Regions from separate parts of the Homo sapiens genome. Here region 1 is linked to region 2. Evidence: chromatin loops called from intact Hi-C (ENCODE). Cell type or tissue: PC-3. All regions are shown on one strand.

Region 1 (8,000 bases), 89 kb after region 2:
CCTCTGGTAACCACCATTTTATTGTTTCTTTGTGTTCAACAGTCTTATACTATTAATAGCTAAACTTATCTTTTGACTTTGTAAAGTTTAAGGCATTCTACCTAAGTTTCCAAAATAAAGGTAATTATATAAAATTTACAGTTAAACTTTCTTTAAAATATAAGACATAAGAATTTAAAGGAAAATGTATATATATTTTTTGCCACTCATTTTTTAACAAGCATTTATTGAAAGCCTAAATGCCAGACACTGTAATAGGTATGAGAATTCAAAGATAATAGGGCTCCATTCTTCACAGAGCAAACAGTTGAATGATAAGGCAGACAATAAAAATGGAACAAGTTCTCTAAAGAGATGTATGTAAAGAAAGGAAGGAACTCACTCTGGGCATGATGACTCACACCTGAAATCCTAGCACTTTTGGGAGGCTGAGGTGGGCGGATCACCTGAGGTCAAGAGTTCGAGACCAGCCTGGCCTACATGGTGAAACCCTGTCTCTACTAAAAATACAAAATTAGTCGGCTGTGGTGGCACACACCTTTAATTAATCCCAGCTGCTTGGGAAGCTGAGGCAGGAGAATCGCTCGAAGCTGGGAGGCAGAGGTTGCAGTGAGCTGAGATCATGCCACTGCACTCCAGCCTGGAGAGGGTAGAAGAGGAATTCCAGATAAATGGGAAAAAAGAACAAGCGAAGAGGCAGTAATATGAACCGGGATACCCATGGAACCCTGAACACATTTGGCATATCCAGGGCTGCTAGGAAATTCTTTTTCTTCTTTTTTTTTTTTTCGAGATGGAGTTTTGCTCTTTTTGCCCAGGCTGAAGTGCAATGGCGTGATCTTGGCTCACTGCAACCTTCGCCTCCCAGGTTCAGGTGATTCTCCTGCCTCAGCTTCCTGAGTATCTGGGATTATAGGTGTGCAGAAAAAAAAAAAAAAAAAGTGATGAGAGTCTTGTGGACTAATTAGACAAAATTTCCTGCCCAATATACTGCTAACTTTGCAATATAACTTAGGCAGTAATACGAACAAGGGATACACATGCTTAAATCAGTAGAAATCTTAAATTGCTAAATGATGCACTTATTAAAATTCTATTAATGTAAGTTATAATTTTAGAAATTTTAATTGCCTACACTTGAAGGAGTAAAAATTTCTTTTATATTATTAAGATGATTGGGTTTTATAGCCTTCTGAACTTTCATCAAAGCTTCTTGGGTTCATTTGGAGGGGAAGGTTGTTTTGTTTTGTATTTTTGAGACAGGGGCTTGCTCTGTTTCTCAGGCTGGAGTACAGAGGCGTGGTCATGGCTCACTGCAGCCTCGACCTCCTGAGCTCAAGTGTTCCTCCTGCCCAGCCTTTTGAGTAGCTGGAACCACAGGTGTGCACCACCATTCCTGGCTAATTTTATTTCTATTTTTGTAGAGACAGGGTCTTGCCATGTTGCCCAAGCTGGTCTTGAACACCTGGGCTCAAGCAATCCTCCTGTCTTAGCCTCCCAAAGTGCTGGAACTACAGGCGTGTGCCAACACACCTGGCATTCTTGTTTTTATTTATAAACTGATAACGGCCTTAAGATTTTATATGGCCTTTGAATCTTTCTGAATTTCATTACAGGCTCAGGTTAAAAAAAAAAAAATCCCGTTATTAGAGAAACCATTACAAAGAAAAATTCTATATAACAAAACAGTGTGTAAATGTCCCATTATAACTATAGTTAGTAATAATGAATTCTTTCTAAAGATTTTACATACTAAATGCTTCCTCTCTTGATTATCCTCTTAAGATACTCATCCTGTATTTCCAAAGACCTTAAATGGTATGCTATTGCTAAGAGCTTTGTCATTTCTGCCTAGTGATTAAAAATACCTTTTAACTCCCTTAGTCCTTTCTCAATGTAAACATTCCTAATTGAGAAATCAAACTGAATTCCAAATGACTACTATGCAGTGCAGAGACCTGAGAAAATGTAAGGATGAGAGTTCCTCCAGTTTACTGTTAATAAATTCACAGACCTTCTATTCATTCATTGATTCATTACAGAGAGCCCATTTTATCATCTGCAAACTATAAATATGATTTCCAGTAATATATTCTCTGTGAAAGAATCATGATACTAAACAGAAGTTTTCTTTGATGAAACAAATACTCATTTGAAAGCTAAAGAAATAATAACGCTATTAATGCATGTCTTCTTTTGTCTTTACAAGGCTAGTCCATTAAAGGTAGAGAGAATATCACTTTGAGCTACACTATTGAATTATAATTTATACAGACTTTTATTTAATTTCAGTATATAACAGGAAAAGAAAAAAGAGACAACCCCTTTCCTTTCAGTCAGTGCTTAGTATTTTGAACTGTGATCAAATGGGCAATTTTTACTGAGATTACAGAAATTTATTGTTTCTAAAGTAATGATAAACAGTTTAATACAGATAGTTGCAAACTTGAGCTATGAAAGTCAGGTAAACTAACCTTCCCCATTACTTTGGCCTTATCCTCACACTGGCTCCCTTATCCTCACACTGAGTCCCTGAGTCTGCTGAGGTCCCCAAATGGAAACTGCGATGCATAAATCCAAGGTTGTTTTCAAAGAATCAGCCATGTAAACAAAAAGTAAAGGTACAAGACAAAAATATCTGACAATTGCTTTAACATTCACTAAAAAACCAAAAATAAAAAAAAGAAAAAACAAAAAACAAAAAAATTAAAAAACAACAAAAATAAAATTCACTACTAAGACGAGAAAATATGCTACTCTTTTGCAGACTGATTTCCATTTGCTTCTTGACTGGAAAAAGAAAACAGAAACACACTAATGTGCAGGGTACTCACACAATAATTTACAAATGAAGTAGCAAAAAAAAAAATTCACACTTGAATATGTTACAAATAACAATAAAGAGTTTTCTTACCTTCAAAAGTTCAAAGTAATGGAGACAGTGGTAAACAGGGGCCAGAAGCAGCCTGGGTAAAACATATTGAACAGCTTCTTTGAAACCTTCGCCTATTGACTGGAAAAAAAAGTGATTTAATTTTTTTTTTAAGTTTACTTTTCAGACATTGTACATCTTCATTTAAAAATTACTATACCTGCAAATAAAGTGCTGCCCCAGGCTTTGATAACTGACTAAGGAAACGATCATGAAAACCAGGTCGCAAAATATCTCGAGCATACGATTCATATGGATCAAATGCCAGTTCCTTAGAAAATAAAGAAGGTAAAACATAAATAATTTACCATTACAAACACAGAAAGATTTAATTATGGGGCACGACTATGCGAGCACAATTATGTATGTCTTTGAAAGTCTCTAAGCAAAAATTATATGACTACTAATTATAATTTTAATAGAAGAGATCCCAATATTCTCAAGTAAGAGAGTAAATCAGTTCTTTCTGATGAATAATAAAATCCTTATATGTTATAACAGCTCTCATTAAAGGTTTCCAGTAGAGTATTATCAACAAACATGGCCATAAGAGTGGGCAGACTTTTGGTTCTAGAAAACAAATCTTAACTTGACAACAACAAAGAATATAGATATGTACAACTAGGTAAGGTATAAACATTTAGAATACTGAAGCCAGACATGTTTTTATAGTTCTCAGTGGTGGACATGTACTTTCGTATTCTATAAACCAGAAGTAACAGTTCATGTCATCTAAAATTCATTGTGATAATTTCACAAAACAATTAAACAAAATCCGAACTGCCCAAAATTTTGCCATCATTAATATCACCAATCAATAAACTAAATTCTAATGGCTCAGTTAAAAAGACCAGAATCTACTGGTTTTGAAGATTTCTGGGGAAAAAGAGAGTAGGTATCTTGATTTTAGCAGGAGAAATAGAGTCGCTACTCTTCTATCTTGTATAAAACTATTATGAAAATGGTGCTCTAGATTCTAGCATGAGCTCATTTCCATAAAGGGTAATTCTAGCAAGAGGAATAGGACATCTAGTGGAGGAGCATAGTAGAAAAAGGCAGAAGGGAATGAAACAACGAAAGGTTGTTATGAATTAAATCACCCTTAATGTTATTTTTCAGATTGCTTTTTTTTTGAAACAGGATCTTGGTCTTACTCTGTCACCCAGGCTAGAGTGCCGTAGTGCAATCTTGGCTCACTACAACCTCTGCCCCCTGGGCTCAAACAATCCTCCCACCTCAGTCTCCTGAGTATCTGGGACCACAGGCGCACACCACCGCGCCTGGTTACATTTTTTGTGTATTTTGTAGGGACAGGGTTTCTGCCATGTTGACCACCCTGGTCGTTTTTTGTTTTTTCTTTTTGGGACGGAGTCTCCCTCTGTCGGCCAGGCTGGAGTGCAGTGGCGCGATCTCGGCTCACTGCAAGCTCCGCCTCCCAAGTTCACGCCATTCTCCTGCCTCAGCCTCCCGAGTAGCTGGGATTACAGGCATCCGCCACCACGCCCGGCTATTTTTTTTTGTATTTTTAGTAGAGACAGGGTTTCACCGTGTAAGCCAGGATGGTCTCTATCTCCTGACCTCGTGATCCGCCCGCCTCGGCCTCCCAAAGTGCTAGGATTACAGGTGTGAGCCACCGCGCCCGGCCTGACCAGGCTGGTCTTGATCTGCTGGACTCAAGTGATCCTCCTGCCTCAGCCTCCCAAAGTGCTGGGATTACAGGTGTGAGCCACTGCGCCTGGCCTCAGATTGCTTTTTAAGAAATGATTGAACAGTAATACCACCAGATCAGAAATCAGAAGACGTGAGTTCTGGTTGTTGCATTTTGCAATATGGCATGTAAACTTCCAAGTCATACTGGATTCCTTGAGCTGGCTCTTAGTTGACTTCCCAATTTTTAACTCCTTCAACTTTCTTCTCAACTAAAAATTGCTATCATAATATAACACCAGAAATTGGAGTCTATTACGTTTTACAGAAATTGATAGTAAAGTTTCAAAAACAACAAGAGGATGGAGTCAGGCATGAATACAGTGGACGGAAGAGAAGACTAAAAATGTGAAGAGATGCTTATAGCTTAGGTCTCTTCCAATTCAGAAATGATCATATGCCAAATATCATAATGTATACATTCATCTATAAGTTGCCTTTTATACTCAAAAATTTTTCAAGATTCATCTATTTTGATTCATACAGTTCCTTTCAGTTTATTTTAAAACTATAATATTCTACTGTATGAATATATCAGTTTTCTCTAATCCATTCTCCACTGATAGATAACTGTTTCTTGTTTTTCACAATTATAAAAAAAAATTCTGTAATTTGCACTTGGTATGCAGGTACACTTCACTTTATGGTGCTTCACTTTATTGTGCTTTGCATATATTGCCTTTTTTTTTTTTAACAAGTTGAAGATTTGTGGCAACCCTGTGTGAAGCAAGTCTTTTGGCCCCATTTTTCCAACAGCATGTGCTAATTTTGTCTCTGTGTCGAAATATTTCAAACTTCTTCACCATTACTATTGAGCCAGTGTTCACTTACCATTCTGAAAATCCTAGGGCCCTTAAGGATTGTGCTAAATCTACTCTGGGTGTGCCCTATAAATGCAACAGCAAAGCCTGGATGATAGTACAACTGTTTACAACATGGTTTACTGAATACTTTAAGCCCACTATTGAGACCAACAGCTCAGAAAAAAAAAAATTTCTTTCAAAATATTGACATTGCACCTAGACACCTAAGAGCTCTGATGGAGATATACAAGGAGATTAATGTTGTTTTCAAGTCTCTTAACACAACATCCATTCTGCAGCCCATGGATCAAGGAATAATTTTGACCTTCAAGTTTTATTATTTCACAAATATGTTCTGTAAGGCTGTAACTGACATAGATAGTGATTCCTCTGCTGCAGCTGGATAAAATCAACTGAAAACCCTCTGGAAAGGATTCACCATTCTAGATGCCAGTAAGAACATTTGTTATTTATGGGAAAGGTCAAAATATCCACATTAACAGGAGTTTGGAAGAAGTTGATTCCAACTCTCAGGGATGGCTTTGAAAAGTTCAAGACTTTAGTTGGAGGAAGTAACTGCAGATGTGGTGGAAATAGAAAGAGAAATAGGATTAGAAGTGGAGCCTGATGATGTGACTTGAATTGCTGCAAGTTTATGATAAAACTTGAATGGAGAATTTGCTTCTTATGGATGAGCAAAGAAAGTGGTTTCTTGGCTGGGCGCGGTGGCTCACGCCTGTAATCCCAGCACTTTGGGAGGCCAAGGCAGGCAGATCACGAGATCAAGAGATCGAGACCATCCTGGCCAACATGGTGAAACCCTCTCTCTACTAAAAATACAAAAATTAGCTGGGCATGGTGGCACACACCTGTAGTCCTAGCTACTCGGGAGGCTGAGGCAGGAGAATCGCTAGAACCTGGGAGGCAGAGGTTGCAGTGAGCCGAGATCACACCACTGCACTCCAGCCTGGCAACAAAATGAGACTCCGTCTCAAAAAAAAAAAAAAAAGTCGTTTCTTGAGATGGAACCTACTCCTGGTGAAAATACTATGAACATTTTTATGACAACAAAGGACTTAGAATATTACATCAACTTAGTTGATAAAACGGTGGCAGAGTTTGAGAGGATTGACTCCAATACTGAAAGAATTTCTACTGTGGGTAAAGTGCTATCAAACAACATCACCAGCTACACAGAAATCTTTCATAAAAGAAAGAGCGAACAGTTGTGTCAAACCCCATTGTTGCTTATTATTTAAACTGCCAGTCACCCCAACCTTCAGCAGCCATCAACATCAAGGCAAGACCCTTCACCAGCAAAAAGATTATGACTCACTGAAGGCTGAGAGGATTATTAGCATTTTCTTAGCTGTATTTCTAAATCTAGGTATATATGTTGTTTTAGACATAATGCTACTGCATGCTTACTAGACCACAGGATAGTGTAAACATAACTTTTATATGCACTGTAAGCCAAAAAAATAGTGACTTGCTTTATTGTGACATTCACTTTATTGCAGTAGTCTGAAACCTAAGCCACGATATCTCTGAGGTATGCCTGTATAACTTAGTGTGCACATATGCATGAATATTTTTTAGAGCATGTAAACTAGAAGGGGAAGTTGCTTTCCAAAGTGATTATATCGATTTATATACTTAGCAGCAGTGATTTTTCCCAGTTGTCCACTTCCTTGTCAACATTTGATACTATCAGACTTAAAATTTGTTAGCCTGATGTTGTGAGACTATGCCAGTGTTATTTTTATATGTATTTCCCTGATTACTAGTAAGGTTGAGAATCTACTTATATGGTTGTGCGCCATTTATTTGTATCTTCTCTTCTGAGAATTGTTTATTAATAGCTTTTGACCATTTTTATTAGCTTGACTTTACATTTTAATTTATAGTTTTTAGAAAAGCTTTATTGAGATAAAATTCTAATACATTCACTTCACCCATTTAATGGGCAAAATGAGATTATTTTTAGTTTAACAGAATTGTGCAACTACCATCATAATCTATTTTGGAATATTTTTATCACCCCCTCAAAGAAATCACACACTCTTCAGCTATTACCTCCCAATCCCCTAAACCCCTCAGCCCTAGGCAACCATAAATCTACTTTTTGTCTCCATGGATTTGCCTATTCTGGATATTACATGTAAATGGAATCATACAATATGTAGTCTTTTGTGACTGGCTTCTTGTGTTCAGCATAACATTTTCAAAGTTCATCCATGTTGTAGCATGTTTCAACACCCCCTTTTATTTTTTTATTTTTTATTTTTTTGAGATGGAGTCTTGCTCTGTCGCCCAGGCTGGAGTGCAGTGGCGTGACCTCGGCTCACTGCAAGCTCCGCCTCCCAGGTTCACACCATTCTCCTGCCTCAGCCTCCCGAGTAGCTGGGACTACAAGCGCCCGCCACTACACCCGGCTAATTTTTTTTTTTGTATTTTTTAGTAGAGATGGCGTTTCACCGTGTTAGCCAGGATGGTCTCGATCTCCTGACCTTGTGATCCGCCCGCCTTGGCCTCTCAAAGTGCTGGGATTACAGGCA
Region 2 (8,000 bases):
ATTTGCACTATCTATATTGCCCCTGGTGTCTCCAATCCTTGAGCTTTCCAGATGCTTCTCAGCAGATTTTCCAGCTGCAGATGGGGACACCAAGACTTCGTGCCCTTTGCTCTGCTGAATGAATTACTGCGCCTCCATTCTGCTTTCTACCTTTCAAAAACTTGCAGATGGTTTTTTTTTTATTGCTTTCAATATCCTTTTATCACTTTTATTGCTTGCATTTAATGGGATTTTAGGAAGAAATGGTTAATATCAAGTCCTCTTTGGTTTGTTTCTAAAGCTAAAAGACAGACTGTGGCCCTGGAACTGCTTGAATCTGAAAGAAAATATGTCATTAACATCTCTCTGATCTTGAAGATAAAAGCCACATTCCAGGGGTCAGATGGAAAGAGGAATTCCAAAGAGAGAAGGTATCCATGCACTCATTGCCTTTGCTTTTCAGATTGATTAGGATTTAAGGTAAGTGGTTTATTGTTTCCACTTTGGGATTTCTGGGGCCTATGAAGAGTTCCAGAAATAGTCTTTGAAAAGAGAAGAGGCAGTGATGGCAGATGTCTCAGTTCACTTTGTGCTGCTATGACAGAATATCGTAGACTGGATAACTTTTAATGAACAGAAATTTATTCTCTCACAATTCTGGAGACTGGGGAGTCTAAGATCGAGGTGCTGGCAGATTGAATCTCTGGTTCCAAGATGGCACTTTGTTGTTGTGTCTTCCAGAGAGGAGGAACATTGCAGCCTTACATGGCAGAAGATCAGGAGAGAGCAGGAGAACCCACTCCCTCAGGCCCCTTTTGTAGTGGCAATAATCCATTCATAGTGCGGAGCTCTCACAACCTAAACACCCACCATAGGCTCCACCTCCCAGTACTGTTGCATTGGGGGTTAAGTTTCCAGCACATGAATTTTGGGGGACACATTTAGATCATAGCAATAGGGAACCCCTGGCAAGTCTTAAACTTAGATTTTCATCAATGTAAGAAAATGAGTATAGTCTCCTGGGCCTTCAGGGTCTCTAACATGTCTTTTAAAAACTTAAAGGGGGAACAAATGCTACAGTGAGGGAGGCGTTGGTCTCTGTTGCCATCTGCATGGAGTCCCCATGGGTCACAGGTCTCTTAGAAGCACAAGAGAATGAATGTGTGGCAAACCGAAGCACTCAGTGGCCATTAGAGAAATGACACAGGGCTGATATAACTCTGGACCTGGGCCTTATTATTCATGTGGGTGATCTTATGGTACTGAGTAATGCATGGGTGTGTGTGTGTGTGTGTGTGTGTGCGCGCTCATAGGGTCTGCCACCTGTTGTAACAGCACGCTTTCCCAATGCCGCAACACTCCACCTATATCTGTTCATAGTCTAGATTTTTTTCTGTTTCCCTCTCTGTTGAGAGAAAGCAGGAAGGAGGAAAGTAAGACTTGGTGAAAAAGATTAATGTAATGAATATATAATAATCCAGAAAAATTGAAGAAAAGGCCAATCCAAAAGAATGGAAAGTCTGGATTATGGACTACTGTGGACATATGTGGCATTATTACTTTAAACATTCCATTGGGTAATATACACTGGTGGTTCATAAATTCTGAATCTACCCAGGGAAGCCCCTAATTATATTTTCTTGCTCCTTACCATCCCCCCAAATCTATTTGACTTGGTGGCTGCCAACAATACACTCAAAACACACGCTGCCCTCCTACCTAAATGACCGAGTGAGGCACTACTCCCTGACAAACCCACGAGTGGCCTATTTTCAAGAGTTATTTTACTACAAAACAGAGGTAAACCAAATATGAAGCAACAAGAACAGAAAGGCTAAGGTGACCCAGCTAAAGCTGTGACCATCTGGACTGGGCCTCACCTCTCAGATACTGCCTAGATTCTCAGCCATCCTTCCTTCCCTATCTGGCCCTTCCAGTTCCCCCTCCTTGACCCTCCCAGCTGCGCTGCAGGCCTCTGGAAGTCTCTATGGGCTCCAGCTGTCTTGCTGTTGCCAAAGACCTACTCAGTTTATGGTAATGAAATCTAAAGGCGGTGTACCCTTTGGTGTGGCTTTGCTTCCACATAGAAAATTCTAAGCCAGCAGCGTCTCTTCTTAGTCTGAAAATCTGGGGAGGCGGGGTAAGTCAGGGAAAAGAGAAAACTGTTTACTGTGGAAGGGAGTAGTAAGCAGCTGCTCTGCTAGGCACTTGATTCGTAACTTCACGAAATATTTAGCAGAACCCTGTGACCCCTACCTTACAGACGAAGGAACTAAGGCCCAGAGAAGCTTAAAGCCGCAGAACCAATTAGTGCCGGGATTCAAACGCAAGCCTGCCGGACCCTGTAGTGTGTGCTCTTATACATCATACCACTTCCCCAAAGCCACTGGCTTCATTAACTGCAATGTGTAAAGTTTCTCAGAGAGCCAGAAGGATACAGTTGTCTCTTCCTATTTCAAAATTCAGTCTTCCCTCTTGAACAGCCTGTACGTTTTTACTTCAGATCTCAGTTGATTTGTTAAGTCTGCTACATATGTTGTCTAGCCCTTGTTGCAAGCCTCCAGCAGGCGGGAGGTCATAGGGGAGAGACCAGACCCTGCAGAAGATTTGGGTAGATAAAGAGAAGGCCCTTATTGACTTGCTGCCACTTCCTATTTTTCTAAATTGTTCTCTTATGACCCATCACTGGGAGGAAGGAGTAGATCTCTCCCTCAAATCCTACGAGATTGAAAAATTAAAGCTATCATACAATCCTCTATGAAAGTAAGATCATAGTTATTTCAAGATATCTGCGATAATGCTATTCATGTTAGTTATTTGCTAGACTAACCTTCTTTTTTCTTTGCATGGACCAAGCAGAGAAAAGCTTCAACCCCACCCTCTTCGTTAGTACTGAATATGAAGTCTCTGGTTCTGAGCTTGGTGGTACTGCCGTTTTTCTATTTTAGGGTTAGATTTTCATTATCCTCCTCCACTCATTATCTTTCTTCTTTAAAGCTTTCCTGAAACCTCTGTGTGTACTTTATTTCTTTCTTTATTTTTTTGAGGCAGGATCTCACTCTGTTGCCCAGACTGGAGTGCAGTGGCATTATCTCGGCTCACTGTAACCTCCACTTCCCGGGTTCAAGTGATTCTCCTGCCTCAGCCTCCTGAGTAGCTGAGATTACAGGCACACACCACCATGCCTAGCTAATTTTTATATTTTTAGTAGAGATTAGGTTTCACCATTTTGGTCAGGCTGGTCTCGAACTCCTGACCTCAAGTGATCTATCCACCTCAGCCTCTCAAAGTGCTGGGATTACAGGTGTGAGCCACTGTGCCCAGCCTTTGTGTGTACTTTAAATAGACCAGCTGAAGGAAATACAAAGCAGAATGAAATTGTTCCTTTTCTCTATCGGCATTTTTCTCCATGCAAAGATGAAAATAAGTATATTAACATTTACTATCGGCATTTTTCTCCATGCAAAGATGAAAGTAAGTATATTAACATTTACTAACTTTCCCATCACAAACCACAAACCTTCAGCACTTTTTACCCCATTGGAAAGTAAGTTGGGATGCAAATAACCTCCACTGCAAGTACAACTTGACATTCAAGCCTGAGGTGGCCACATCTTCTCCAACCTATTAAATAAAACCTTAGGTTTTTCCTAAAGAAAAGTGAGTCACTCAAGAGCTTCCTCAGCCTGTTTGAAGCCAGCCGTGCCCCTGGCTGAAAGGGCTGGAAGTTGCAGGGGCACATTGCTGCTGGCTGAAACCTGGGCAGAACTTGAGGGCTATGATTCATTTGTTTGTTTTGTTTAGAGACAAGGTCTCTGTCTGTCGCCCAGGCTGGAGAAGGGTGCAGCGGCCCAGTCACAGCTCACTGCAGCCTCAAACTTCTGGGCTCAAGTGATCCTCCCACCTCAGCATCCCCAGCTGGGATTACAGGCATGAGCCACCCTGTGCTCTTATACATCATACCACTAACAGCTACTTTTTCAGTTTATTATAAAGACGGTGTCTTGCTCTGTTGCCCAGGCTGTCATTTGTCGAAGGATCACAGAAGTTGGAGTTCTGGGCTTTTTGGCTCTGACTCACCTAGGTAGAGCCACAGCCTCAGGATCACAGTTCTGTCTGAACACTTATGGAGGGAGCAGTGATCAGCTCAGCAGGATTGTCAATTAGCCTTGTAAGCTAAACTCCAGTGCTGTGTCCACCAAGAGCTCAACAAGCTTCGTGCTACAGATCACCACCAGGTGGCACACGTTTAATGATCATGCCCATCCAGGGTGGCGGGAACCTGCTACTGCCAAGCTCAGGAGTTATTTTGGCCTCATTCTGGGCTGACAAAAGCTACATTATTAACCTCAAACTATAACTGGATTTTTCTTTCTTGCTTTTAGTGTATTTCCCTCATTGATTAAGTACTATATTGTTAGGAGATAAAAACTTTGAAGGCTTTAGAAATAATAAACTACTAATGTTGCCAAAATTTCATCCCAGTAAGGAATAGGAAAAAAAAAAAGCTGAGCTCTGAATACTTCGTCTTCATGAAAAAGTTGCTTCTGGGCGTCAGGTCTGGCGCCAGGCAAAAGAGTGAAACAGGTTAAGTGTGGCTTGTACTTGCCATCTTTCTCCCTTTGCTGTCTGTCTTCTGATTTCACACTCCTCCCTAATTTCAAATAATACCCTTGTTAAATTTTTTTAAAAGGTTTAAAGCCCGTTTTCAATGTTTCGTATAGAATCCACTGTAGGTCATTGTTTTTCATGTAACTTATGTGCTTCCACAATGCTTGATGGAGGCCTTAGCCTTCTCCAACCCCACCCTGAAATCTCAAACAGTCATCCCGGTGGGCAGTCCAGGAGGAGATTGGTACCAGCTCTCCCATTCTCCAAGTACATTGACCACAGTGTAGCAGAATGCAGCTCTCTGGAAAGAAAGGGAGAAGGAAGGAAGAAAGGGAAGGAGAGAGGGAGGGAAGGAGGGAGAGAGGAAGGGAGGAAGAAAGGGAGGGAGGGAGGAAGGGGAATGAAGGAAAGAAAAAGGAAATCGATAATCCAAGACATTTTATATACATATATGGACAATTCTTCACAAAGTCAGATCTTCCCATGGTGCCCTAATATCTTCCAGGGTCACACCAGGACTATTACACAAAGTCATTTACAACCACTGGGTAGGAAGAAATCTTTTGCACCTAGATCTTTGGCTGGTGCAGCATTTTACACTTTCAGTACAATCAGTTGTGTTTTTCTCCATCAGGTTTATGGTCTTCTCCCAGTCAGTATACCCCGTAGCTACCCCTCCAAATTCCCCTCTGATCTGGACAGGGATTTCTTTGATCTCCTAAACCCACTGTTCCATTGTAAGCGCTCAGGTCAGGAGGCCTCTCCTCTTTTGTACCTGTAGGGGATCCAGGCACAGGAGGTGGAGGGAGTGGAAGATGGGAGTGGAAGTCTTCCTCATATCCTTTCATAGGGGGCTAGGTACCCTATTCTCGTGTTTGTGTGTCTCCTCTGAGCTACAGTCACAGAGGTCACTTTGCTTTGCTTGGAAATGAGTTGAAAAAAACCTCCTCTCGATCTGGCATCCTTCCTATTGTTCCAACAAAGGTTTGCTTGTTGGGAAAGCACCCCAGTTGTCCACGAGTTTACTCTCATTTGACCCTGGGGAAATATTCAAGTAAGTTCAGATCAACCAGACCATCTCTTTTCTGTTTGTTAAACTTGCGGTGCTGAAAGCATAAAGGAACCTACCTTAAGTCACCAAGTTAGAGCTCCAATCCTTGCTGTAACCCAAAAAAACTCTGCTTCTTTTTATTTTTTTCTTCCTCTTTTCTATAGGCCTCTAATCACATCACTCTTACCCAGCTAGTCCCCCTTCCTCTTCCTCCCATGATTCTCTATCTCTCCTCTCCACCCCACCCTTCTCTGACGTCTCCCTTCTTCCCTTCCTTACTTCTGAAAAAGGGAAAAAAAAGAAAAAAGGAGGTACATTGCAAGATGGAGAAGAGAGGGATGGAAGGGTAGAAAAAGTGCTTTGTAAAATTCCAGGGAGTAGCAAGCCAGGCCTGGTCAGTAGCTGTGTTAGGCCGTTCTCACATTGCTATAAAGAATAGCTGAGACTGGGTAATTTGTAAAGTAAAGAGGTTTAATTGGATCACGGTTCTGCAGGCTGTACAGGAAGCACGATGCTGGCATCTGCTCAGCCTCTGAGGAGGCCTCAGGAAACTTACAATTATGGTGGAAGGCGAAGGGGAAGCAGGCATGTCACAGGGCGCAGCAGGAGCAAGACAGAGAGACGGGAGGCGCTACGCACTTTTAAACAGCCAGAATTCATGAGAACTCACTCACCATCACTATCACTTGGTGGGACAGTAGCAAAAGGGATGGTGCTAAACCATTCACGAGAAATTCACCCTCATGATACAATCACCTCTCACCAAGCCCACTTCCAACACTGGGGGTTACATTTCAGTATGAGAGTTGGGCAGGGACACACATCCAAACTGTATTAATAGCCTACCCAGACAAGACTGTCCTGGCCCAGTATTCCTCTTAGAAACTGAAGAAAAGGAAAAAAGAAACCCTCTGATACCCTACAACTCCCTGAGCTTTTTAGTTGCCAACTTTAAACAAATTTTCCTACTTACCTAAATAGCAGTCTCCTACTGGTAGCTGAGAATGGTCTTGTAGATGCCACCTCAGTGCTGCATCTACAACACTAATTAGAATAGACTATTTTGCACATCAAATAGGAATAGCTCTAAAACATTGAAAAAGGTATCCCTTAGAATTTCCACTGCGTGTCATTTAAATGAGCATGTAAAAAGGTCTTTCAAGTGATGTGCTCTTTATTTATTTGTATTTTATTTATTTATTTATTTTGAGACAGAGTCTCGCTTTGTTACCCAGGCTGGGGTGAAGTGGCGTGATCTGAGCTCACTGCAACCTGTACCTCCCGGATTCAAGTGATTCTCCTGCCTTAGCCTCCCAAGTAGCTGGAATTAGGTGCATGCCACCATGCCCAGCTAATTTTTGTATTTTTAGTAGAGATGGGGTTTCACCATGTTGGCCAGGCTGGTCTCGAACTCCTGACCTCAGGTGATCCGCCCAACTCCCAAAGTGCTGGGATTACAGGTGTGGCATGCCAGGCCTCTTTATTAGTTCAATACACATTTGTATAGAAGCCATTAGTAAAGGTTTTTTTTGTTTTGTTTTGTTTTTCTGTAGTCGGGATATCTGCTATTAGGTGTGCAATGAAAAACTTTAAAAAATCCTTAATGCAGGCCTGTGACTCACAGTATGTTGGATGGCTGGGAGAATGGGCCCTGCTGCATGTATTTTTGTAGGGTCCTTTCTTCTCTACACCTTGTTTGTGTGATTCCGTCTCTATTCTGTTTCAAGCCTCTTCCCTGGCTCTTTACGGTACCTCGTCCAGCAGCACCTGGATCTGCTTCACGCACTGCAGGAAAGGGTCCTGAAGTGGCCACGCCAAGGCGTTCTTGGAGATTTATTCCTTAAGTTAACAAATGACGAGGTAAGGTTTTTTCTGCCCCTCTATACATTTTACTTATACGGATTTGTGTCTCATTTGTCTACTTCTCTTAATAGAGAATCTAGAAGCAGTGAATTTCACAGCTAGAACCACTGAGATCTAGTCTAACTTTCTCATTCTACATACAGATCATGGAATGATTCAGAGAGATTTAAAAGCCTTGCTGAAATCACCCCGCTAGCTAGGTAGTTGGAGATGTGTGACTTTCAGAGGCCTAAGTTAGGTCTTCTGACTTCTAGTTCATAACTTTCCACTGTATTATAACTGCCTCCATTGAATACGCATGTCGATGTGTGTATGTATTGTGTGTGTGTTTTTATATAAATGTATGTATATATATTTGTGGGCCGGGTGTGGTGGCTCGTGCCTGTAATCCCAACACTTTGGGAGGCTGAAGCAGGAGAATTGTTTGAACCCAGGACTTCAAAACTAGCTTGAGCGACACAGCAAGACCCTGTCTTTATTAAATTAAAAAAAAAGT

What was found. Peaks named below come from ENCODE experiments on the same cell type or tissue, not always from the same donor. Only the 100,000 strongest peaks of a DNase experiment are listed, where the experiment ranks them.
Region 1: a loop joins it to region 2, with 4 times the contacts of the local background. A loop is called at or near these places in 13 of 110 quality-filtered maps.

Annotation. Positions count from the first base shown.
Region 1 is chr2:39,032,298-39,040,297 of GRCh38, forward strand. SOS1 (SOS Ras/Rac guanine nucleotide exchange factor 1) reads right to left here. Exons shown (of 23, transcript NM_005633.4): 7 at 3,093-3,203; 8 at 2,915-3,013. Among named protein-coding and RNA genes, the nearest start is that of SOS1, 85 kb to the right of the region's middle. RefSeq lists a silencer at 227-427. In PC-3, a CTCF peak has its summit at 3,953; no DNase peak of the experiment used is centred here.
Region 2 is chr2:38,943,621-38,951,620 of GRCh38, forward strand. ARHGEF33 (Rho guanine nucleotide exchange factor 33) reads left to right here. Exons shown (of 18, transcript NM_001145451.5): 10 at 281-410; 11 at 7,369-7,501. All of the region lies in intron 2 of LOC105374471 (a long non-coding RNA gene), which reads right to left. Among named protein-coding and RNA genes, the nearest start is that of ARHGEF33, 58 kb to the left of the region's middle. RefSeq lists enhancers at 1-249, 3,417-3,917, 3,918-4,418 and silencers at 3,608-3,902, 3,725-3,911, 4,178-4,297. In PC-3, a CTCF peak has its summit at 4,206 (motif pointing right); DNase peaks (open chromatin) are centred at 3,711 and 4,201; H3K27ac peaks cover 1,171 bases.